Linked DNA regions of Mus musculus: all the other regions are linked to region 2. A link is a loop called in an ENCODE intact Hi-C map of the cell type or tissue named here. Cell type or tissue: left cerebral cortex. All regions are shown on one strand.

Region 1 (8,000 bases), 79 kb after region 2:
CTAGATCACTCACTGTGATCTTTTTCAGTTTTATCCATTTACCTGCAAAGTTCAGGGTTTCATCTTTCTTTACTGCTGAATTAGTATTTCATGCTGTTTATGCACCACCTATGTTCATTTTTCACTTTTAGGACATTTAAGCTATTTCCATTTCATAGATATTGTGAGTAGAGCAGCAATGAATATGTCTGAACAAATATCTAAGAGTAGAATGCTCATCCCTTTGGATGTATGTCAAGTACTGATATGGCTGGGTCATATGGTGTGGGAACTAATGGGGGTATTGGGGAAAGAGGGAGAAGGGAGGAGCCCACATCCCACCAAAGTTCCTCTTATGCTCTGGGAAGGCAGACATGGGAGGGCTGCCAGATGCTTTCCACTCAGCCCCAGGTGGGCATCTAAGCCACTAACCCCACTCAACAGGGGTGAATAAGGAGCAGCCCCCAAAACCAGGGCCCCCGGGGTGTAACCCTAGGCCCCGGAGTTTCAGAAGAGACGGCAGAAAGAGAGGTTCTCACACAGGAGAGAGTCCTTAGTCTGGGCCTTGACTGGAGCACAGGAAGGCCTTCCATTGGGAGAAATGACTCATTAGGAGAAAGCCTATCCCATCATCCAAGCACAGCAGGCCTTGATGTACAGAGACAGTCTATGGTTTTAGAGCTTTATTGTAGAAAGGCAGGGAGAAAGAGAGAAGGTAAAAAGAGAGAGATCAGCCATGGCCAAGCAGAGAGAAGGGGGAAAGGAAAGAGAGAAGAAAGGCTAGAGCAAGAGGGAGAGAGAGTGAGAGGAGAGGATGTGGAGAGGAGAGGAGAGGAGAGGACAAGGAGAGGAGAACAAGGGAGCAAGCTCGAGCCAAGCAGCACCTCTTATGGTGGGCTGTTATCTTTACTGTTGCTAGGTAACTGGGAGGAGTTTAGCCTGAAGGTCAGAAGCTTGGGACATTGTCTACATGACTACTAGTCACACATCTTCTGTGGGGGGTGTGGGGGTGGTAACTTCGACAGGAGCCTTGAGTCCAGGAGACATGAGGGAACGCCTACCATGCCATGTAGGTGAATTATCACCACTCTGGGGTTCAGACCTCAGCTCAATTGGAGACCAGACTGTCTGTACATACGGCAATGCCCAACAATATGGTAGATTTATTTTAGGGTTTTTTTTTTGATAATTCTCTACACTGATTTCCATTGTGGCTGTAACAGTTTGCAATCCCACTAACAGTGAATAAGAGTTACCTTTTTCCCACATCCCCACCAGCATTTGTTGTTGGTTGGTCAACTGATCTTTGCCATCCTAAGTGGGGTGAGATAAAATCTCAAAGTTGTTTTGATTTGCATTTCCTCTAATTGCTAGGGATGCTAAATAGATAGATAGGTAGATGGATAGATAGATAGATAGATAGATAGATAGATAGATAGATAGATAGATGATTGATTGATAGATAGATAGTAAGATGGATAGATAGTAAGATAGATAGATAGATAGATAGATAGATAGATAGATAGATAGATAGATAGATAGATAGAGATAGAGAGATAGGAAGAGAGATAGAGATGGAGATACAGATGTGAAACTCATTCTCTCTTCTTTCTCCTCTTCCTCCTCCTCTTTCTCCTCTTCCTCCTCCGTCTTTTCAGGTCTTTGGTCATTTTTAAAAGTGGGTCTTTTTTATCCTTTGTGTTGAATTCTTGTATACTCTGAAAACTAACGCTCTGTAAGTTCTGATAATCCCCATCTGAAATACTTAAGTAAAAGTTAAAGTGAACTACCTAAGCACAGTACATCAGCTAGATGGGGTATAACAAATTCATTGGGTTATTCAACAGAATTTGTGCAAAATTAAAGTGCCAAGTGCAGAGGAATTCTGTGGAGTCTGAAGAGGAAGAAAGAAAATTGTGTCCAACAGTAAGATTGGATGCCATAGCCATCTGGATGAAGCTGGTGGGGTGAGCGGAGGTTAGGAATGTTCAAACAGCATTTGGAGCCGTGATGAAATAATTGCTCTTGAATAATTTTCAAAACACAAATAAAGAGCTTCTCATGAGTCCTGGGAGGGTGATTATCTGAAGGTGGAATATTCCTGGCAGAGTACAATGTGGACTAAAGCTAAGCAAGCAAACAAACAGAAAGCAAAATCAAATTCCGCAAACTCATAATCTCAAAATACACAGAAAAGGGGAGAGAGAAGGTGATACATTCAAATCTCTCAAAATCCTCTGAAATACTGAGACACAAAAAAAGAGCTTCTGGACGTTTTCTACTGTTTCTTTCAGACACTTCCAAAGATTTCACTCATGTCCAAATGACCATGGTCACCCCAGCAGTCTGGAAGTTTTAGACCATGAAAGCACCTAGGAACTGTGTGAAGAAACAAGAGGAACAGCTACTGTAAGCAAGCAGATAGTTATGTCCAGTTTCCCTTAAAATCAGCACCTGGAAATAGCTTCCAAGCCTAATGGATTATTACCATATTATTAATAAGAGCAATATGTAACAAAGGCTATTTCAAAAATACCATTCAGTCTTGAAGAATGTTTTACTGGGTAAATATGTTACAAAAATGAATGACCTAAGTAACCTTATGTGTAGCTCTGTACTTATTAATATATATTCAAATCTATTCTGACTATTTCTGATTGCTTATTGGCTAGTGGACAGTAATATTATCTGAAAAAGTTTTATATGTTATATATGAAAAGGATGCATATACTTTTTTAAAAACTCCATAGATATCCTAAAAAGGAAACATGTCTACTTCGTCAACTTAGCTCAGGTTGTCTATCAAAGACCTATACACTAAATGGCTGAAGCCAACAGTCATTTACTTCTCAAGTTCTAGAGGCTGGAAGTGCAGGAGCAAGGAGCCAATCTTCTTAGGCTAGGTTCTGGTTAAAAAAAAAAAGAAAGAAAAACACTCTTGGTGACATAGAAATAGCTGCCTCTTCAACTTCTTCACTTCAACTTCTTCACATAGTGTCAAGAATGAGCTCTTGTCTCTTCCAAACTCTCATAAAGATCTAGAGCCATCTAGAGAGCATCACCTTCAAGACCATATTGAACTGTGACTACTACCCACAGCTCACATACCCCATAAACCAAAACCATTACATGAATTAAGCTGTAGGGCTTCAACACAAATGTCTGAAGGAAATGGAGCGAAAGATTTAATCAATTTATATGACATTTAGATATAGATTTGGACTTTTTAACAAAAAAACTGAAACAGGAATATTCTGTAAACATACATCAAAAGTAAGAAAAGTGTTTTAACTTTAAAAGTAGGCCATGAGGCATCTTTCTGAGTCCTGAAAACCATATAAGAAATGTCTACAATTCCTGACAGCACTGGATAGAATGAGAAGAAAAGGAGAGCCGAGTTGCCATTTGGGTCTGCACTTAAGGACACATAGCAAAACACAAAGTTACTCAATTATACACATTTCAGAGAAGCAGAAGCGGAGGATACCTCTTAAGGAGAAAATGACCATCTCTTGCTGCATAATATAGGGAACTATTAGCATGAAGAAATGCCTGCCTCCGTCGTGATGAAATCCTGATGAAATACTGCATCTCAGGACAGCTCACTCTCCAGAACAATGTGAAATGGACCTGTGTGCAGAGGCTCTGTGTAGGTACCTCTGCCCTCTTTAGCTGCTTGTTGAAAAGCCTTAGCACAGACCTGTGATTCACTGGAATGGCTGTGCAAGTTGCCAGAATAACCTCTGAGAAGCAGATGGTTGAGAAGGCTTCTGTCCAGATGCCAGAACCCCATATGCTTGCCAATCTGTGTTTCCAGCATGCACCATTATACTTAAAATCATATTTTTCCTTTTGCTGCCATGTTCACTCTAGCATAATTAACAAGGTTCTAATATTTTTCCTTCCAGAAAACAAGAGATGCCTCAGTCTGTTTGCCTTGTTGTTACAAAAGAGTAAGAGAAAAGTAAGAGCAAGATGCCCCAGACCTCCAAGCTAACCAGCAGCTTGACTATTTTTGGGTTATCTTTGTAAAGCATTTTTGTACATTTTTATTTTGACTGTGCCATTATCCCCTCTGGGCTTTCCAAGCTCCTTAGCACAGGGAGGAACACTTCCTGACTCCTTTAGGAGTCTACCAGTAAACAGAACAAAATTGTCAGCAAAAAAAGGAACTCATTTTAGACATTTCATTTCCAAGGGCCAGAAAAGTGTATGATAAAGTTGTATATTCTCTACTTGGAAACAATGGTTAGGCTTCTTAAGCCAACAGTATTCCAGCTCCAAGACAATGAAAAGTTTGGGGCCATGTCAAAGGCTGAACTTCTACTGTATGTTAACAGTATATGTGTCTTCAGTGATCAGCACCCATATCATTGGGAAAACAAATTATTTCCCAAGACCAAAATGACTGACTGCTTTGCAGCTCAGAGACACTATTGCTTAGAAATAAGCCCTCATAAGGGTTACATTTCCTATTGAATTATTTACTTGCTGCAGGTCCAGGGTGCTCACCTGCTCTGAGCTCTAACACTATTGGATGTTGCAGAGTAACCTCTGGGTTATGGGATGTTGCCCAAAAGTTCACAATTCTTCATAAATACACAATACACCAGCATAAGATTCTGATGTGGCCAATCATTATAAAAAAATTGTCACACTCCTCCTATAATCTAAGTAATTTGAGAATTACATCTATGTGTCACAGTTGAAGTAAAGTACCCATAAAGATTCAACCACTCAACAAAGAAGAAATTAATGTTGTTTTCTGTGAATATTTTTGAAGTTGTAGAGTGATATGTTGACTGTATTACTAAATCTGAAATAGCATGGTGGGTTTTCTGGTTTGATATGGGAAGGCAGGATATTTAAAAAGAAGAATATTACATTGAGATATGTGAGTTTCATTCTGCAATTCAAAGCTAAGCATTATGACACTTTAATCACCATTTAATCATCAAGTCTGGGAAATAATGATTCCAGTCAAAATAACTTTTAAAAGTGTTCCTCCCATTCATTAATTCTTTCTTTCTTTTTTCTTTTTTGTCTTTTTCTTTTTTTGTCTGTATCTATGTCAAGAATTAAGCAGGGAGAGAAGAAAAGAAAAAAATTATGCTTAGCCAAAATGGGGCAGATTTAGAGATTTTTCTTATTTGAGTAGATAACATTTTTGAGAGAGTCTGCTCATTGGGCAATATTTAAAGGTGTTTAGTGTGGAGAGCAGTGTTTGTCTCAGTCTAACACAAAGTCAATGTTAGGGATGAAAATTAATGACAAAGAGGGAATACATCACTTCTGCCCACATGCGTGTCCTGCCTCCCACTCTCAAGTTTACACTAAACTTGGTTTCTTAAAAGCAAATAAATTAAGCCAGGTGTGGTAGCACATGCCTTTAATCCCAGCACTCAGGAGGCAGAGGCAGGAGAATTTCTGAGCTCGAGGCCAGCCTGGTCTACAAAGTGAGTTCCAGGACAGCCAGGGCTATATATACAGAGAAACCCTGTCTCGAAAAAATCCAAAAAAAAAAAAAAAAAAAAAAAGGAAATAAATTTGGAAACAATTTCTTTGCTAAAAAAATTGAAGCTGAAATTTGGTCAATCTGAGATGTAAACACTTTAGTCCTTGAGCGCTTTGTCCCTTGGCATTTCTTCTTCCCATGAAAGAGATATAAAAGTTGGAAAAACAGATGGTTTAAAAAAAGAAAATGAAAAGAAAATGAAAGAAGGAAACATTTACTTTGAAGAGTTAGTATTAAAGAGACAACCTCGATAACTGAAAGTTGAGATTGCCTGAAAGTGAAGTTTCTGCAAAACAAATAAAAGGATCAGCAAAGAGAACAGGCAGCCGACAGAGTAGAGAAAAGCTTTGCCAACTATACTGCCTTCAGGAAGAACTCTAGATGCAAGACACGGTAAAAGCAAATTGTCCATTATCAATGTATGTGCTATTTAATTAAGTAGATAGTACTCCCAAAAAGAAATAGATATGGATAATAAATATTTGGAAAATAATTGAACAACATTATGGAAATACAAACTGATTTTGGATTCTGTCTGAGCCTAGTCAGAATAGCTATCATCACCAAAAGAACAAATAAGAAGAGACCTATATCAGGCTCCTGTCAGCAAGTACTAATTCAATCCATCTTAGAAGGGGGGAACAAAACACCCATAGAAGGAGTTACAGAGACAAAGTGTGGAGTAGAGACTGAAGAAATGACCTTCCAGAGATTGACTCAGCTGGGGATCCATCCCATTTACAATCACCAAACCCAGACACTATTGTGAATGCCAACAAGTGCTTGCTGATAGGAGCCTGATATAGCTGTCTCCTGAGAGGCTTTGCCAGTGCCTGACAAATACATAGATGAAAGCTCACAGTCATCCATTGAACTGAGCCCAGGGTCCCCAGTGGAGGAGAAAGGACCAAAGGAGCTGAAGGGGTTTGTAGCCCCATAGGAGGAACAACAATATGAACTAACCAGAACCCCCAAGAGCTCCCAGGGACTCAACCACCAACCAAAGAGTACACATGGTGGGACTCATGGCTCCAGCTGCATATGTAGCAGAGGATGGCCTAGTCGGTCATCAATGGGAGGAGAGGACCTTGGTCCTGTGAAGGCTCTATGCCCCAGGGTTGGGGAGCAAGTGAATGGGGGAGGAGATAGGGGATTTTCAGAGGGAAACTGGGAAAAGGGATAACATTTAAAATGTAAGTAAATAAAATATCTAATAAAAATAATAATACTTCTACAGACCCAAAGAATAAGCTAGCACACCACCAAGATCCTTGCACATCCAAATAGCTATTACCATACTATTCACACTATGCAAGGCATGGAATTGGAATTAGCCTAGATGGCCATCAAAGTATGAGTCAATAAAAGAAAATCCATAGTAGAATTTAATGTCGCTGTAAAGAAGAATAAAGATATGACATTTATAAGAAAATGGATGGAAATGATGATCATTATATTAAATGAAATGAATTAGACTATGAAAAGGGAAATATCAGGTTTCCTATCATATGTGGAGTCTAGACTATAAACAAAGAGATCTTTGTGAGGAAGTGATAGTGCTAAAGCAAGGAGCAGGGAGAACAAGAGAGGATCATAGAATATATAGAGCATGAAAGCAGAATTGGGGGTGTCTTAGGGGAAGGAAAAGGACCAGCAACGGCTGAGGATGGGGAGAACAGTGGGAGTTAAAGGACAAAGAAAGTGATGCAACAAAACCCATTTCTTTGTTTACTAACCGAAATAATTATTTAGAAGGTTTTTCAGTAGATTTCAGGTAGATATTTTAGCAACATGCACTAGTTTGCCCTTCCTCATGACCATAATGAAAAGAAAGAAAGAGAGGGGGGGGGAGGAAGGAAGGAAGGAAGGAAGGAAGGAAGGAAGGAAGGAAGGAAGGAAGGAAGGAAGGAAGAGAAAGAAAGAAAGAAGCCTCTTTAAGATAACTATGAAAACTAAAGTTATTTTCCTGAATTCCCAATAATACAAAGTACGGTTATAATTTGTAATAGGTTAAGTGGTATTTAAATTTGCATTGAAAGGACTTTAATGTGTAGCAGTTTTGAACAGTAATTGATTGACAGAACTTGGACGAACAAGGACTTTCAAGACCTCTGTAATCATGTGACGGTTTTGTGTCCAATTTCACACTCAATAGGCCATACGTTAGGATACTTTTTGGTGCTTGTGAAAATAATTCAGTATCACCAAAACAGGCAAGGAAAGTACAACTTTGGTATACGTATTTGTTTATAATACACTGTATTTAGAAAGATCAGATTAAGTCATTGAAATTTGAAGGAATTACTCAACATATTATTTGATTTTATTTGGTCTCATTTTTAAAGTTAATGCTCAATATTCTCTTTCTTAAATACAAAAGCGTAGGTCTTGATGTGCCTTGTCCTATGTAATTTTGCGTTAGTTACTCTGATGATAAGCATGAGCATGTCCTCCAAGGGCTCTGACAATTTGAAATCTTAGCCTTCAATTGGTGTCAGGTTTTGAC
Region 2 (8,000 bases):
CTCCTGCCCACCTTTTCCTCCTCTCCTCTGCTCTCTCACCTAGGTCCCTCCCTCACTCTGCCTCCCATGATTGTTTTCTTTCCCCCTTCTAAGTGGGATTGAAGCATCTTTACTTGAGCCTTCCTGCTTGTTAAACTTATGGTCTGTGGGTTGTATCCGAGGTATTCTGTACTTTTGCACTAATATCTACTAACAATGAGTACATACTCACTGCATGTATTTTTCAGTCTGGATGATCTCATTAGGGATATTTTCTAGTTCTATCCATTTGCCTGCAAGATTCATGACGTACTCAAATTTATTAGCTGAACAGTATTCCATTGTATAAATGAACATTTTCTCTATCCCTTCTTTGGTTGAGGGAGAATGGGGTTGTTTCCAGCTTCTGACTATTACAAATAAAGCTGCTATGGACATAGTGGAATGCATGTACTTGTGGTATGATAGGGCATCTTTTGAGTATATGCCCACGAATGGTTCTTCGGGTAGAACTATTTTCAATTTTCTGAGGAACACCAGATTGATTTCCAGAGTGTTTGTACCAGTTTGCCATCCCACAAGCAATGGAGGAGTGTTTCCAAGAACACATCAAATGATCATTCACCATGATCAAGTAGGCTTTATCCCAAGAATGTAGGAATGGTTCAATATATGAAAACTAATCAATGTAATACACTATATAAACAAACTCAAGGGGGAAAAAGTCTCATGACCATCTCATCAGATGCTGAAAAAGCTTTCAAAACAATACAACACCTCTTCATGTTAAATATCTTGTGAAGATCAGGAATTCATGGCACATACCTAAACATAACAAAACAATATATAGCAAACTAACAGCCAACATCAAATTAAATGTAGAGAAAATAGAAGTAATCCCAATAAAATTAGGAACAAGATAAGACCACTCAATCTCTCCCTATTTATTCAATATAGTACCTGACATTCTAACCAGAGCAATTAGACAAAAAACGGAAATCAAGTGGATACAAATTGGAAAGAAAGAAGTCAAAGTATCACAATTTGCAAATGATATGATAGTATACATAGAGACCCCCAAAATTCCACCAGAAAGTTCTTATGCCTGAAAAACAACTTCAGCAATGTGGCTGAATATAAAACTAATTAAAACAAATTTATAGCTTTCCTTTATACAAATTATAAACAGGCTGAGAAAGAAACTAGGGAAACAACACCCTTCACAATAGCCGCAAATGTATAAAATATCTTGATGTAACTCTTACCAAGCAAATAAAAAATCTCTATGACAAGAACTTCAAGTCCCTGAAGAAAGAAATCAAAGAAGGTGGAAAAATCTCCCAGGCTCATGGATTGGTAGGATTAACATAATGAAGATGACCATCTTACCAAAAGCAATCTATAGATTCAATGCAATCCCCATTCAAATTCCAACACAATTCTACACAGACATGGAAAGAGCAATTCTTAACTTCATATGGAAAAAAGAAAAAATCTAAGACAGCAACAATGAAAGATCTTCCTGAAATGAAATTGCCATCCTGAAAAAGCTATACTACAGAGCAATAGTGACAAAAGAAGAATTTTTAACCACTTGCATATCATACTATTTGTAAAACACTATAAAGAATTTCTTACAAATGAAAGACATAATGTGAAACTATAGAAAAATTCACCAAACTACCTTTAGTCCATGTCATTAGAGAACATGGATCTGGAATCTGAAAAGTCTCACTTGCCATTAAAGTAGCATATTTTACATACCATGGAATGAGTCCTCCTAGAGGTTTCTGAAATTTGGAATTAAGAAGTCATTAGAATACTAAGGCATTTGATGTTGAATAATAGAGCCACACCTACACACTTCACATACTCAAACCAGTATTCCTGTTACTCTAACATTGTGCATAGCATTCACTGTGCACTGAATGCCTGAGTTCCTCTAAATATTTTATGTTGTACATGAAAGTGCAGAAAGATGGGATCAAGTAGATATGTCTTTGGAAGTTGGGGCTATGAGGTATGAACCTTTGTTGTAGGACTAGTAACCTTATAATAAAGCCAAAGGTCCCCACCCCCTCCTGTTACCTCTTCTTCTACCATGTGAGAACAAAACATCACAGTGTAATGAATCAGAAAGGAAACTTTAAACAAACATGAAATCTTCTTACTCCCACAAAGTGTAAGAAAATACTTTATGACATTTATAAATTACTCAACGTAAGGCACTTTGTAAAAGTTGATTTTGGCCTATGTTACAATGAATAAGCATTGAGTCTCAGGAAATGTCTTTAATCTCAGCTTCATTTTTTGTATCAATGATATGGGAATAATAGTGTTAGCTATGCCATACTTCTCTCATGTCCAAAACTTAGCCATCGGTAGAGTCAGTATACAGTGAATGTTATTGCTAGTTATTTTTTAATATCATTAGTCATCAGATCACTGAGTATGGCCTACAGCTAACTTTCATCATCAAAATTATTCTTTTTCTATTTCTATTTCTTAACGTGACCTGATGACCTTCACAGGGGAGAAATGGGAACATGCTAGACTTTGAAATGAGATGGATCTGAATACAGATATTAGCACTGCCAATTACTAACTCATAGACTGTGAGAAAATATCTAAGTGTCTAAGATTCTTTGTTAAGCAAAGCAGTGAAGATATTATACTTTGAGAATATGGAAGTTTCTCTGAAAGACAAGAACAGATATCCTCAAAGGAATCATTTAGACTCATGAAGCATTAGGGGGAAGTAGTGGTGATGGTGGTGGTGGTAGTGGTCTGTGTATGTGAACTGAAAGCCCAACTATAATGAGAGCAATATGTAGGAATGCTTGTTGAGGGCAGCAGAGAATCCATGAAGATACTTCTTGTGGTGGTGACAGCAAAGCATCATTTTCTGATTAAATCCTGTATGCATGCAAAAGGGTTCCACAGTTTGTTTGGAATTAAGAGGAGAGAAGAAAGTAAGATGTGTAGAATAGAAAATCAGGTGATCATATGGGGAGTTTCAATTCATTCAGCACTTTGCTTGATTTAGGGCAATTGTTCTCAAATAAAACCTTCAGATGAGGGATACTAGGTTACCTGGAAATGAGGTGAAAATGGAAGCTATCATCTATTCCACATTATGACTCAGAGATTCCAGCAGTGGGTGTAGGGACAACTCAGCATGGACCTAACTACATTAGTCAGTGTCTTTAGAAAACCTTAGGTAATGCTGTTAATGAACACTGTAGAACTCCCCAGTCAGAGCAGCTTCCTTATCCTTCTTCTTACTGTTCATCACAAGTTAATGTCTTTATACTTCCCATTTGAACTGAGAAGATGGAAACAGGAAGAAAGCACACAGCTTCGGGGACTGGGATAGGCCCATTTAAATAAATAACAAACCTGGTTTCGACAAATTTATATTAAAAGCAAAGGTTAATTTTAGTCCTCACTATTTTCAACATGATGTGAGAACTTCACAGGACAGTGCTGGGACTCAGAACATCCCACTTCAAAATATGGCAGAAGCAGACCAGAATATGACATCCCCAAAATATAATTCCTTGGCATATATTGAGCTGGCTATTCTAAGAAACTGCTGACAAAGGAATGACTCAGAAAAGATGTCCTTTGGTAAAAGAAGTCCTTGTCTATGAAGTAAAGCTACATTAATGAAGTGTTTATATCAGGAAGAGTACTGATAACAATGGTCAGTTATAACATGAAAGTCTTTTTGGCTGCATGAAAAAGCCCTCTATTTGCCATGTAGTCCTTCCCCCAACTCTCTTATGTTTTGCCACCAAGACCCAATTTCTTTCAGTCAATTGTCATCAATTCTTCCTTGGGAAACAGAGAGAAGGTGACACACAAGAGAAAAATATAGAGGTTGATAATAACCATAACATGATCCATACAGACTCTTACCTATTCTGAGCATCTTGGCAACCCATTTATCTTTCCTAATGTTTATTTTCACTTAGTTTGCCTGCATCACTGACACCTCTACCTACAGATGTTAAGCTTTGATGTTTTATTGGGCTTGGGGGCAGTGGTTCACATTTGTGTGTCAAACTCATCATAAACCTGTATGTTCTATTGTCCCTGTTAATCTGTTAGTTTATTTCATATATTCAATTCCCGAACCCTCAATGAGTAGAGTAGAAACTTTTACCTTCTACCCTTTAATAGGCATTTGAAGACCAAGGACATATATAATAAGATCAGAATAGGGATGGAGAGATGGCATATCAGTTAAAAGACTTGAGTTCAACTCTCAGCACACACACACACACACACACACACACACACACGTATGTATGTATGTATGTATGTATGTATGTATGTATATCTCACCCTAGTTCCAGAAGATATGGTTTCCAAGAGCACCAATCATACAAGTGATGCACAGACATGCATGGAGGTAAAAACTCTCATGCACATAAAACAGAACTTCAAAACTCAAAAGTTTTTCAAAGAAACCAAGGATGAGAGATTCTCAGCAAACCTTCTGTCTCACTGCCAGCCCCTGCCAGATCTGACTCACATCGCTCAGTGTCCCATTTGCTGGAGCTCAGCTGGTAACAGGTACCCAGAGCAAAACTGTATAGAGATAGAAGTTTTGTCAAAGCCCCAACTACTGCAAAAGTATCACATTAGAAAATCCCATGAACAAAGTAAACAAATGGACATGAGGTTCTTAGGATGTAAAAACCACTCCACTGCAGGAATGTTGGCCAATTACGCCACACCTCTTGCCCAGCTCATCTTCTACTTGTTAACCCTTGGGTTGAATCTCTCTCAGTGATGTGAAGCCTTCCTTGGACTCACCTTAACAGACTGCTCATTGGTTTATTTAGTTCAATATGAGCATTCTAAACGTACTGCCCGCATCAGTAAGCCTTCCTTCTCATGTACTGAAACCCTTCTTAATGTGCTACTTAAGAAATCAACATTCCTTATACCAAAAATTTCAAATTATGTTAAATTTGCTGTGCATTCCTTAACACTTCACAAAATGCTCTGACTCGAGGTGTCTAAAACTGGCACGGAACACTGCTGTGTTCTGATATTATAAAACCTGTTCTTTCTCATGTGACTTTTCTGATGGTTAAAAATGCAGTCTATAAACTTTTCCTTGCAGCTTCAACACATGCAAGTGCAGGTGACAGAATGAAGTGGCCCACGATGAAAAGTTGCTGAGTATATGCCACGGGGACACATGAAATTTAGAGCCAAGAAGAGCCAAAGAAAGCAGAAAATATTGATGAAAATACTTCTGTAAAAGAGCAAGTGTGAGATTTCATACCTGTAATTGTAGTATTTGGGAGGCTGGGGCAGGCAGGTCATGAGTGTGAGACAAACACAGACTACATTGTCAGAACTAATGTTAGTATATGGTCTCTCTGAGTATAATTGCAGTACATGAATTTCTCTTACATACAAGACAGTCCTGGTTGGTAAGTGGATGTGTATGGAGGGGAGGAAAGAGAAGGGAAGGGGAGGAGAGATGAGGGGAGGGGAGGGTATAGGTTTCATTGTTGAGGTGGGAAAAAGATATCTCTACCAAACCATTTGTTTACAGATGGCACATTGGCTTCTAGGTCAAGACCAAGCCCAAATGAATGCAGGAGCCCTGATTTTCTCTAGAGTAGACAGGAGCAGATGGTTGACAGGTGAGATGCTTCTATAGAAGGAACCAAGCAGCCAGTGTTGGGGCTGAGGCACATTTGATGATGTGCAAAGGAAAAGATATCAAAAGGCTGGTGAAGGAAAAGCTGGCAATGAAAGACTGAGCAGAAGAAAGCCATCTGTCTAGCAACGATGCTGGAGTGGAAAGGAGTTCACTCACTTTCCATGTAAACTTACCGACCCCTACCTGAATAGGAACCGCAGAACCATAGCAAGAAACAGAGGTCGTTTATTTGGTAGTAAGTAGAATCATCAAATGTCAGGGCTGCTGAGGTCTGTGCAGCTCCTAGATCCTATTCCAAGCCCTTGTTCACTGTACGTGTTCTAGAACACAGCATCTGTAGTTTGAAAGAGGATAGGGGTGCACATGGAAAGTTGTGATATATTAGCTTTGAAATGTCTTCCAGGTATTTTTTACTTATTTTTTATTATTGGGTATTTATTTCATTTACATTTCCAATGCTATCCCAAAAGTCCCCCACACCCTCCCTCACCCACTCCCCCACCCACCCACTCCCCCCTCTTGACCCTGGCATTCCCCTGTACTGGGGCATATACAGTTTGCGTGTCCAATGGGCCTCTCTTTCCACTGATGGCCGACTAGGCCATCTTCTGATACATATGCAGCTAGAGACAGGAGCTCTGAGGGGGTGGGGGATACTGGTTAATTCATATTGTTGTTCCACCTATAGGATTGCAGATCCCCCCAGCTCCCTGGGTACTTCATCCAGCTCCTCCATTGGGGGCCCTGTGATCCATCCAATAGCTGACTGTGAGCATTCACTTCTGTGTTTGCTAGGTCCCTGCATAGCCTCACAAGAGACAGCTATATCATGGTCCTTTCAGCAAAATCTTGCTAGTGTATGCAATGGAGTCAGCGTTTGGAGGCTGATCATGGGATGGATCCCCGGGTATGGCAGCCTCTAGATGGTCCATCCTTTCTTCTCAGCTCCAAACTGTGTCTCTGTCGCTCCTTCCATGGGTGCCTTGTTCCCAATTCCAAGAAGGGGCAAAGTACCCACACCTTGGTCTTCGTTCTTCCCGAGCTTCATGTGTTTCACAAATTGTATCTTATATCTCAGGTATACTAAGTATATGGGCTAATATCCACTTATCAGTGAGTACATATTGTGTGAGTTCTTTTGTGATTGGGTTACCTCACTCAGGATGATGCTCTCCTTTCTCTAAAATGTGCTTTGGTTGATGAGAGAAAGACAATCTAATGCAGATTTTCCACAGAAAAGGCTTTGAATGCTTTGAGTATCCCCAAGGCCTTGTTTTAAATATTCTGCTAGCTGTTTAAAGCAAGCACAATGTATGTATTATGTATGTATGTATGTATGTATGTATGTATGTATATATGTATGTATGACTTTGAATACACAAACTCCTATCTATTGCAAATTTACTTTGTTGAGTAAATTAAGGTTTCTCTCCCCCAGATGCCTATCTTTAGAAAACTGAGATAATATCAAGATCAGTTTTACAAATATCCATGAAGTAGCAGAACTATGTACCTCACCATAGGCATGTGCATCAGAACAACCACTCAGGAATTAACAAACTTTATATGTGACAGGGTTTCAAAAGATTATAATGGAGATGAAAAAAAATACTGTCACCTAGTAACAGTATAATGGAACCATGATTCTCTTGGGCCATGCAGTTTTCTAAGTATTGATATGAACAATGAACATAGCACATGTAATTATGTATAAATAAAAACAAACAAGAACTTGACTGTGTTACTAGTTTATGAATTTGTTATATTAATTTTATAAATATTTTAGATTGCACCTCTTTTTATTTAAAGGGGGTAACCTCTGACTACCACATGATACATATGTGTGGTACACACACACACACACACACACACACACACACACACGCACACCATAAATAAATATTTAAAATGTTTACAGAAAACAAATATTCTCTGTCACACTATCAGGTGTGGTTCCACATTCTGGGAAGCTCTTGACTCTGCATTCAGTCTAGCTGCAGGGGTGTGGGAACTCCACCAGGCAGATGAAATGCAGGACTTTAGACTTCATTTACCCTAAGCTGTCATCAGGTGTTGGGATTTTGGGAAGTGCCAATGCACTACTCAGGGGACCCGTGGGCTGAGGACATTGAGCCAAGGCCATCCTGAGATTAGCTGCCATTGCTTGGGTGCACCTTCTGCAGGAAAGGACAGCTCAGTAGATAAAGGCTTTCTCCATGCTCCTCATGGCAGTTCTCTATGAAAGTGATAGTCTTTGATTTGAAACTGTTTATTGGTTGTTCATAGTAGAAAATGGGTGCATACCACCTTCTCAGTGTGTAATAGAGATTAA
Region 3 (8,000 bases), 330 kb after region 2:
ATTTATAGTACTTATTCTACTTCATTTACTTCATATGGGACAAATGTCTAACCCCCTTTAAATGATTACCCCCAGTAAACTAAAACCTGAAGTAACAGCTATGTAGATATGTAGGATGTGTGCATGTGTGTGTACATGTGTCTCTGTGTGTGTGTGTGTGTGTGTGTGTGTGTAAAGGAGGTGGCATATGAATATCTGTCATGCAAAGTGTGGAGTAGAGACTGAGGGAATGACCATCTAGAGACTGACTCACCTAGGGTTCCATCCCATTTACAATCACCAAACCCAGACACTGTTGTGGATGCCAACAAGTGCTTGCTGACAGGAGCCTGATATAGCTGTCTCCTGAGAGGCTCTGCCAGTGCCTGACAAATACAGAGGTGGATGCTCACAGCCATCCACTGAACTAAGCATAGGGTCCCCAATGAAGGAGCTAGAGAAAAGACCTAGGGAGCTGAAGGGGTTTGCAGCCCCATAGGAAGAACAACAATATGAACTAACCAGTTATCACACCAGCCCCCCAGAGCTCCCTGGGACTAAACCACCAACCAAAGAGCACACATGGTGGGACTCATGGCTCCAGCTGCATATGCAGCAGAGGATGGCCTTGTCAGGCATCAATGGGAGGAGAGGCCCTTTGTCCTATGAAGACTCTATGCCTCCCTGTGGGGGAATGCCAGGGCCAGGAAGCAGGAGTGGGCAGGAGTGGGTGGATTGGGAGGGGGGAGGAAGTAGGGGGAGGGTGCTTTTTGGAGGGGAAACCAGGAAAGGGGATAACATTTGAAATGTAAATAAAGAAAATATCCAATAAAAATGACTATCTGTCATGGTAAAACCTATGTATTCTGACATATATATCAGCATAACACACTAAAGGCAAAGAGTCTTGCAACCACTGTAGCTATCTGAGAACTAAAAAGCTTACAAAGAATATTTGTAAAGATTTCTTGTTTATAAACACGGGTGCTTTATACATAATACTTGAGTGTGTTCCATCTCCTTTCATCTTTAAAGCACTAACATCCTCATTCCATTCATTGAACCTGAGTGCTGAAACATTTGAGTGATTTGCCTACATGTCACTGAATAACTTCATGTTATTACAGAATATAAATGGGCCCAATCTGAGGAAAGACCCCACCTTTATACCTCCACCCAGCAAAATCTCACCCCTTCAGTACTCAATCCCCTTTGCTCTCCCCAACCCTCAAAAGAGACATCTAACGTGTGTAACTGCTGTGTGGATCTGTGTGTGTGTGTGTGTGTGTGTGTGTGTGTGTGTATAGGCATGCGTGTCCTGTTTCCTGTGGCCCAAGGTAGTCTCTCCAATATTTTAGTTCAAATGCCTTACAAGACAATTTGCCAAATGAACAAACAAAATTCATTTATTTTGACTGCAAGTCTAATAATAAGCTCTTTAGTATTTCATAGATAACTTCTTCTTTGCAACTTGTGAATTGGATGATTTTAATATATAATTTTTAAAACTTCCCAGAGGCTAGGCTTGGTGGCACATGCCTGTAGCCCTGGGACTTGAGAAGTGAGGCAGAAAGATCAACAGTTCACAGCCCAAACCAAAACTTTCCAAGCTTTATAATGAGGATGGATAATTACCCCCGGCTTAGACTCACTTCACAATGGTTCAACATTCACTGCACATATAAGAAATGTAAGTCTTTACATCCTCAAGGCTATTATTAGTTTTCTATATAGTTGAATGGAAGGTCCAGGAATCAAAGTCAGAAATCTGTGGAACTCAGTAGCAATCAATGACAGTAGTAGGCCAGAGCAGCCACAAGGTTTAAAAAAAAAAAAAAAATTGAACAAAAACCAATCTTACAATCTTCTGGATAACTAACTAGCCACTAAAGCCCAGCCCACAGGAAACAGAATAACCAGCAACAAAGACAAAAAGATCACTATTTCCAGCAACAAGTGTAAGGACCAATTGTAAGGCAGAATAACTAACTACCCCCACCACCCCATGCAGTACAAATATGGAGGCATGCTTCCTTAAGGGTGTCTGTTTCACTGGTTTTCCCAAATAAATAAATAAATAAATAAATAAATAAAATGTCCCTTTAATTTTGGACCTGAGATATACAAAATGTTTTTTGTTATGTCCATTTGTATTTTTATGAGGTTTAGTCAAGTGTCAAACATGTCCATGAAACCTCAAATGCAAACACACACACACACACAAAACATATGATTTTAAGATTACAAAGTGCTCTCCTCGGCACTGCAGGGTATGGAATGCACAGCTGCAGCCCTAGCACTGGAGGCTGAAGCAGGAAGACGAATGCTGAGCACCAAAAAAAAAAAAAAAAAACAAACAAAACAAACAAAAAAAAAAACAACAAAACAAAAACAAAACCAAAGCAACAACCTCTAGTGTGTTTTGAGCCTAAACACAGGAATGCAGTTATTAAATCAGCTGCCAGAGGGAAAAAAGGAAGGAGCCACAGCCCACTGCCTAAAACTTCCAAGGTGAAAACATCCATTCTGAAACTAATGCTAAACAAGACGCTTGGCCCCTTATTTTTCTCTTCCTTAACAGGACTTTTGTTTTGAAATCTGAGTACACATGTGTAAAATTTAGATATTAGAAAAGCTTGAAAGATTGTTTGATCTGGCCTCAAATTCACACCCCAGCAGAGACCTAGCACCCCAGTCTAGTTCTCTTTTAGAAGAGATTAATTAAATCCATTAGTTAAAGCTAAACTTAGAAAACAAACACCAACAAGGAAAAACAGATTTCTCAAATCAAGAATTTGAGAGTCCCCCCAATAGGGCAGAATCAAAGGAACTGATTCAATAGACCTATTTAGGAGAAAATAGTTATTTCATTAAACAACAACAAAAAAATGTTATCCCAACCTTTCTCTCAATGGTCATAATCCTCTTTGTCTAGTTCAAAAAGTTCTTTTTAGCAAGGCACCAAGAGGTACACCGTCCTGAACTCAGGCTGCTGCTAAGAGAAAGCTCTACTCTGTGCTCTCTACGACCTTCCAGTGGCTGTCAGAGCGGATGAGATCAGCAGAGCTGTGGTTCAGTTCAGCCTGTCAGCAGCCACACTCTGTGTGTTTCCGGAATATACCAGGTGATTACAGTCACCCTCTATCCCTACACTAGCATTTACTCTCTGCTGGTCATGCAAACCCCACACAAATGCCCTGTATATAATATTTTGCCTTTTACAAGTAAAAGGAAAGCTTAAAAGCCACAGCAAACAATGATAATTGCATACTATAAAAATTAAGTCCTATTAAATCTATGATTCAGAAAATGGAAGGCAAATATAGTTCAACCAATATATAATACAGCTAAACATATTCTTGGCTCTTCCCCCTAAAACAACCAAGGGTTTTCTTGCCAGTGCTCCTTGGTCAGTCACAGATAGTGGCTGACTTTCAGAATCTCCAGACACTCCCCATCCTGACCTGTTCAAGAACAGGTAGCAAGCACAAACACCAGCAGAGAAGTTACCTTCCAATGTCTACCTTCCATTTTTAATGACCTAAGATTGTTATCACACACACAAAAACCAACAAACCCCACTCTGGGTACTCCTCCTTCCACAGGATGAGGGCCGGCTAGGCATGAGGGATACACCTCTTGATGAGTAAAAATGTAAAGGAAAAAGGTTTCTGACATGATAAAGGTTCTGAGAACTGTCTTGTCCACTGCAGAACAACTTTTCCTAGAAGCCAGACACAGACACGCTCCATAACTGTTAAGACCATTAAACAACAGGAGGGGCTGCACTCTCAGTTTCACACTGCAACACTGACAGCACAACTGCAGTTTAACACACGTGTGTATGCATGTGTAACAGACAGCACCTTCCACTTCCCTGTTCAGGCCATAACAGATATTTCATGTTTTACTGTTTCTTAACATCTAACAGTTAATGAATTAAACTGATCTACATTTTCATCTGTTTCACTAGTACCTTAAACAAAAGGGGATTTTTAAAAAGTAATTAATTACTTAAAAGCATCATTACTCTGTTACTTTTGTGAAGAACAATTTGATAATGGAAATCCACAGGGTTTTTTTTTTCCCCTAAAATTTTAGACAATAGAAAATTTATAAATCTAGTTTGTCATCATCCAGCATCCAAAAATTCATTAGGTGGCTCCCTCTCCTGGAAAAAAGTGAAAGGTGAGTTCAGCTTTAAGTTGTGAAGCACTGGCTCCTTAAAAACACTTTAAAACAATATGAAGCAAAAAAGTAAAGAAGCAACTGTGAGTGGCTTTTCTATTAGTACCAGGACAGCAGGCTTTATAGAAACTGTACCACTAAATGTACAGTTTGCATAGCTAACAAGTAACATACATGATGATCTGATTTACCATACAAAAACAGTATTCTTGATTACAAATCTGGATATACTTTTAACTTACTGATTCACAATCACACCACACATACTTTCAAAATCACTACCAAAGATCAAGTGTTTTTGTAAGGGAAGCATCTACTCAGGAGAATTTTAGGTTAAGCTCCACCTCCTCGGGTTAAGGAAAAAAAAAAAAAAAAAAAAGGCACTGTTCCACTGGTAGTAAAAACTCCAAAGTGTGTCTTTAACAAGTATGTAGCATAATGAAGCATCAGGACTACCCCTGGGAGCTGGGCTGACTAAACTACTGATGCAATTTATGAATGCCTCAATCTAGTAGACATTTTCTCACATTTATCCTGTACTCTACGCAATCATCCACTCAGAAAAATTTAGGCATTAGGCTTCAAATAAAGTGAGAAAAATGTAAAGTCACAACACATTTGACTATCTCAACTGCACAACAGGCTGAAAACGCCAGGAGTGTGAAGACATAAAAACTCCCGGTAAGAGACAGCTTTGTGGTGTGGAAATTACCAGTTTCTCAAGTTCAGATGCCTATGTTTTTAAAGAAGAAAACACAATGTTTAATCTTAATATTAGTTGTTCCTAATGCATCCATACCTAGAATCAACCCTATAAAAATCGCTCAATAGGCACTCAGTATTTAAAATGCAAAAACTGTATATACCTTAAGTTCAGTGCTAAATTTTGGGACCTCAGAGATTTTTGACTATCGACTACAGTCAATTACACTACTAAGTGCTGTCAGTACCTGCTAACATAAATACAGCTTGGAGAGGTGGGGGCTTGTGGGAGTGGGTGGGGGGGGTCATACTTAGAGACTCGCTAATCTAAACTAATGAATAGAATAATCCTGCAAAGTAAGCTTAACTGAATTTACACTGATCAGAGATAAAACAGTACTTATTAAACCATCTGAACTTTAAAATTAACCTATCACATATATCTTAACAGCAACTTGAAATTTTATTAAGGCTCACATTAGAACTTCAGCTGATCAAATACTCGTGTTAAGGATGCTTGGCTGAACTAATCAAGGCTGATTTCTCTTGACTAAGACGCAGAAAACTTGAAAGAAAAAAAAAGCCACCAATAGAGTACATTCCTATTCATACTTTAATCAACAACAGAAACAAGGTCCAAACCCTCTAGCCATTAGTGACATTCTTAGCGGAGAAAGGGCGTGAACTATACAATCAATTACTTGTGGTTAATTTAAACTCACTTTCCCTAGCACTTGACGTTTAGAACTGGTAACTTTTCTTGCAGCCAAGAGAGATCACACACCTACTGGACAATCGCTGCCCAAGGGCACAGCACTTTAGCGGGGGGGGGGGGGGTGTTTGAAACAAATTACTCCAAAAATAAACCGGATTCCTTTCTCTTATCTATTTTCTTCTTGCCGCCACCAGTAAAACGATTCCATTCTATCCTCCTAAAAGGCACGTTTATTTTCGAAATGAAGTCAAGAAAAAGCAAATAAGTCAGTTGGGCTAGAGGCCAAAACCCTTTTCCTTAGATCCTAGCTCCAACCTAAAAAAAAAAAAAAAAAACACTTTAATTCCTTCCTTAACCGGATTACCATATGACTAGGGCAGGCCACAGCATCAGGATGCAAAAGTCCGTCTTGGCCTTTAGCCTTCCCAGCCCAAATCTAACTCTTTCCCCCATTTCCTAGCTTCTAATTCCACGCAAAGCACGAGTCACGAATTAGCTCCCTTCACTTTACCACCACCCCACTCTCTGATCTCATCTTTCCCACCTGGTCCCAGAACTAGCTGATTGACTAACAGGGAGATGATCTAAGAAATAAAACAAAGACAGACTCGGGGAAGTTAGGCTAGCCAGGCGGGACAGCAAAGGACGTGTGCCCAGGGTGCCCAAGTCCTCGGAAAGAGGTACAAGGGCTCGCTATCGCACTGACACTGGCATCCAGACTGGGACGAGCGGGAGGGCGGAAGGAAACTCGCGAAGAGGCATTTTGGGAGAGTTGGGGACGCACTCCCTCTGGCGTCGAAGAGCCCCGCGCCCGCGCCTACCTGTAGCACCAGCGGCTCGGGGTTGAAGGCCAGGGTGAGCAGCAGCTGCATGCGCTCGGAGTCCTTGAGGTTACGCAGCAGGAAACTGCCCGAGTCCTTGGTCTCCGCGTAGCGGCGCACCAGGCGGTCCAGCAGGCGCTGCGAGGGGCAGTGCACCAGGTCCGACCAACCCTCCACCGCCTCCGGCGTGAGCAGCCGCACGTCGCCGTTGAGACGCGCGAACTCGGTGCGGGGCATGGCCTGGAGCAGGTCGCAGCGCGGCCGGCCGGTGGCCCGCTTGCAGATGCTCTGGTCGAGCTGCGCCAGCTCGCGCTGCGAACCCAGGCGCTTGAGCACCACGCGCCGGCGGCCGCCCTCGCGGGGCTCGCCGTACTGCGCGAAGTACACGTTCTTCACGTTGAGGAAGTCCAGCAGGCGCAGGCGGCCCCACGTCTCGAAGCCCACCTGGCCGTTGAGGAAACGGCGGCACCAGCTCGTGCCGAAGCACGCCGGGCACTTATTGAGCTGCAGGAAGCGCCGGTCGGCGAGCTCGTTGCGCTGCCAGGAGGCGAGCAGCGACGGCGAGTGCAGCAGCATCAGCACCAACAGGCTGCCGAGCGCCGCCAGCTTCAGTGCACGGGACAGGCGGCCCAGCTTCAGGGGCACCAGGCGCCACATCCCGCCCGCGCGCGGCAGCGGCCGGGGCCGGGGCGGGCGAGCGCACCCCGCCGGGCCGCCCCACGGCGCCGAGGCCCGCGGCGCAGACGGAGGGCGGCAGCGAAGGAACCCGAGGACGGGCTGCGCCGGCCGAGCGCGGCGACTTCCCGATCGGCTGTCTCCACAACTCCCGGTGCCCTCCTCCGAGCTCCCCGCCCTCCGACTCCGCGGGCGCCGCCTCCTTGCCCGCCAAGTTATAGAGGCGCGGGGAGGGGGGGGGGGAGGAGGGAGCGCGGGAGCCGCGGTCGCGCGCACGCGCACTCCCGCCCGGGACGCTTGAGCTGCGCCTTGCTGGGTCCCGGGCGAGCAGCGCGCGCGGGGGCGAGTGAGGAGTCCCGGACGCCTCACACTCGAGAAGCTACGGTGCGAGGAGGGGAGGAGAGGATGCGGCGGGGCCCCCACGCGCGGGCACGCCCGAGAGCGAGGGGCGGGGCCGGGGGCGGGGCGAGCGCGCCCCCGGGAAGCGTCAGCGCGAGCTCGCGGGGAGGCGGTGGAGAGGGTGGGTGGAGGGCGCGCCCGGGAGGGCGGAGCTCGCCAGCTCCGCCACCGGAGACCTTCAGTAACGGCTACTCTGGGGTGACTGTCGGGCTACACAGGCGCCCCGGAGGCCTTTGTGGGAAGGTCATTGGAAGGGAGAGGGCGGAGGCAAGCGGGAGCAGAGAGGCCCATCCTGGGAGCGGGAGGAGGTGGGGCCGAAGCCTGGGGGCGGGGCTGGAGTGGGGCCGGGCCAGGTCCTGGGGGCGGGGCCTGGCCGCCCGCTCCGGGCCTTATATGGTGTGGCGCGCGCTTGTTCTTTTGACTGGCGGGACCTCTGGGTCGCGCGCTTTGTGCCGCCGTAGGGCCTGCGGGCAGACAGTGGGCCAGCGGTTAGGGACCGGAATGCCGCTGCAGGGCTGGCG

What was found. A loop is a pair of places that touch in the nucleus more often than their neighbours do. Peaks named below come from ENCODE experiments on the same cell type or tissue, not always from the same donor. Only the 100,000 strongest peaks of a DNase experiment are listed, where the experiment ranks them.
Region 1: a loop joins it to region 2, with 11 times the contacts of the local background. A loop is called at or near these places in 2 of 42 quality-filtered maps.
Region 3: a loop joins it to region 2, with 3 times the contacts of the local background. A loop is called at or near these places in 4 of 42 quality-filtered maps.

What each region holds. Positions count from the first base shown.
Region 1 is chr9:94,275,316-94,283,315 of GRCm38, forward strand. No RefSeq gene overlaps it. Among named protein-coding and RNA genes, the nearest start is that of Gm24200, 5.2 kb to the right of the region's middle. In left cerebral cortex, no CTCF peak of the experiment used is centred here; a DNase peak (open chromatin) is centred at 3,732; H3K27ac peaks cover 351 bases.
Region 2 is chr9:94,196,586-94,204,585 of GRCm38, forward strand. No RefSeq gene overlaps it. Among named protein-coding and RNA genes, the nearest start is that of Gm31847, 10 kb to the left of the region's middle. In left cerebral cortex, no CTCF peak of the experiment used is centred here; DNase peaks (open chromatin) are centred at 3,424, 4,502, 5,103 and 5,718; H3K27ac peaks cover 1,023 bases.
Region 3 is chr9:94,530,814-94,538,813 of GRCm38, forward strand. Dipk2a (divergent protein kinase domain 2A) reads right to left here and starts at 7,268. Exons shown (of 3, transcript NM_001033145.2): 1 at 6,406-7,268. The coding sequence starts at 7,062. In left cerebral cortex, CTCF peaks have their summits at 4,145 (motif pointing left), 6,414 and 7,678; DNase peaks (open chromatin) are centred at 3,050, 4,182, 4,722, 6,417 and 4 more places; H3K4me3 peaks cover 5,432 bases; H3K27ac peaks cover 3,023 bases.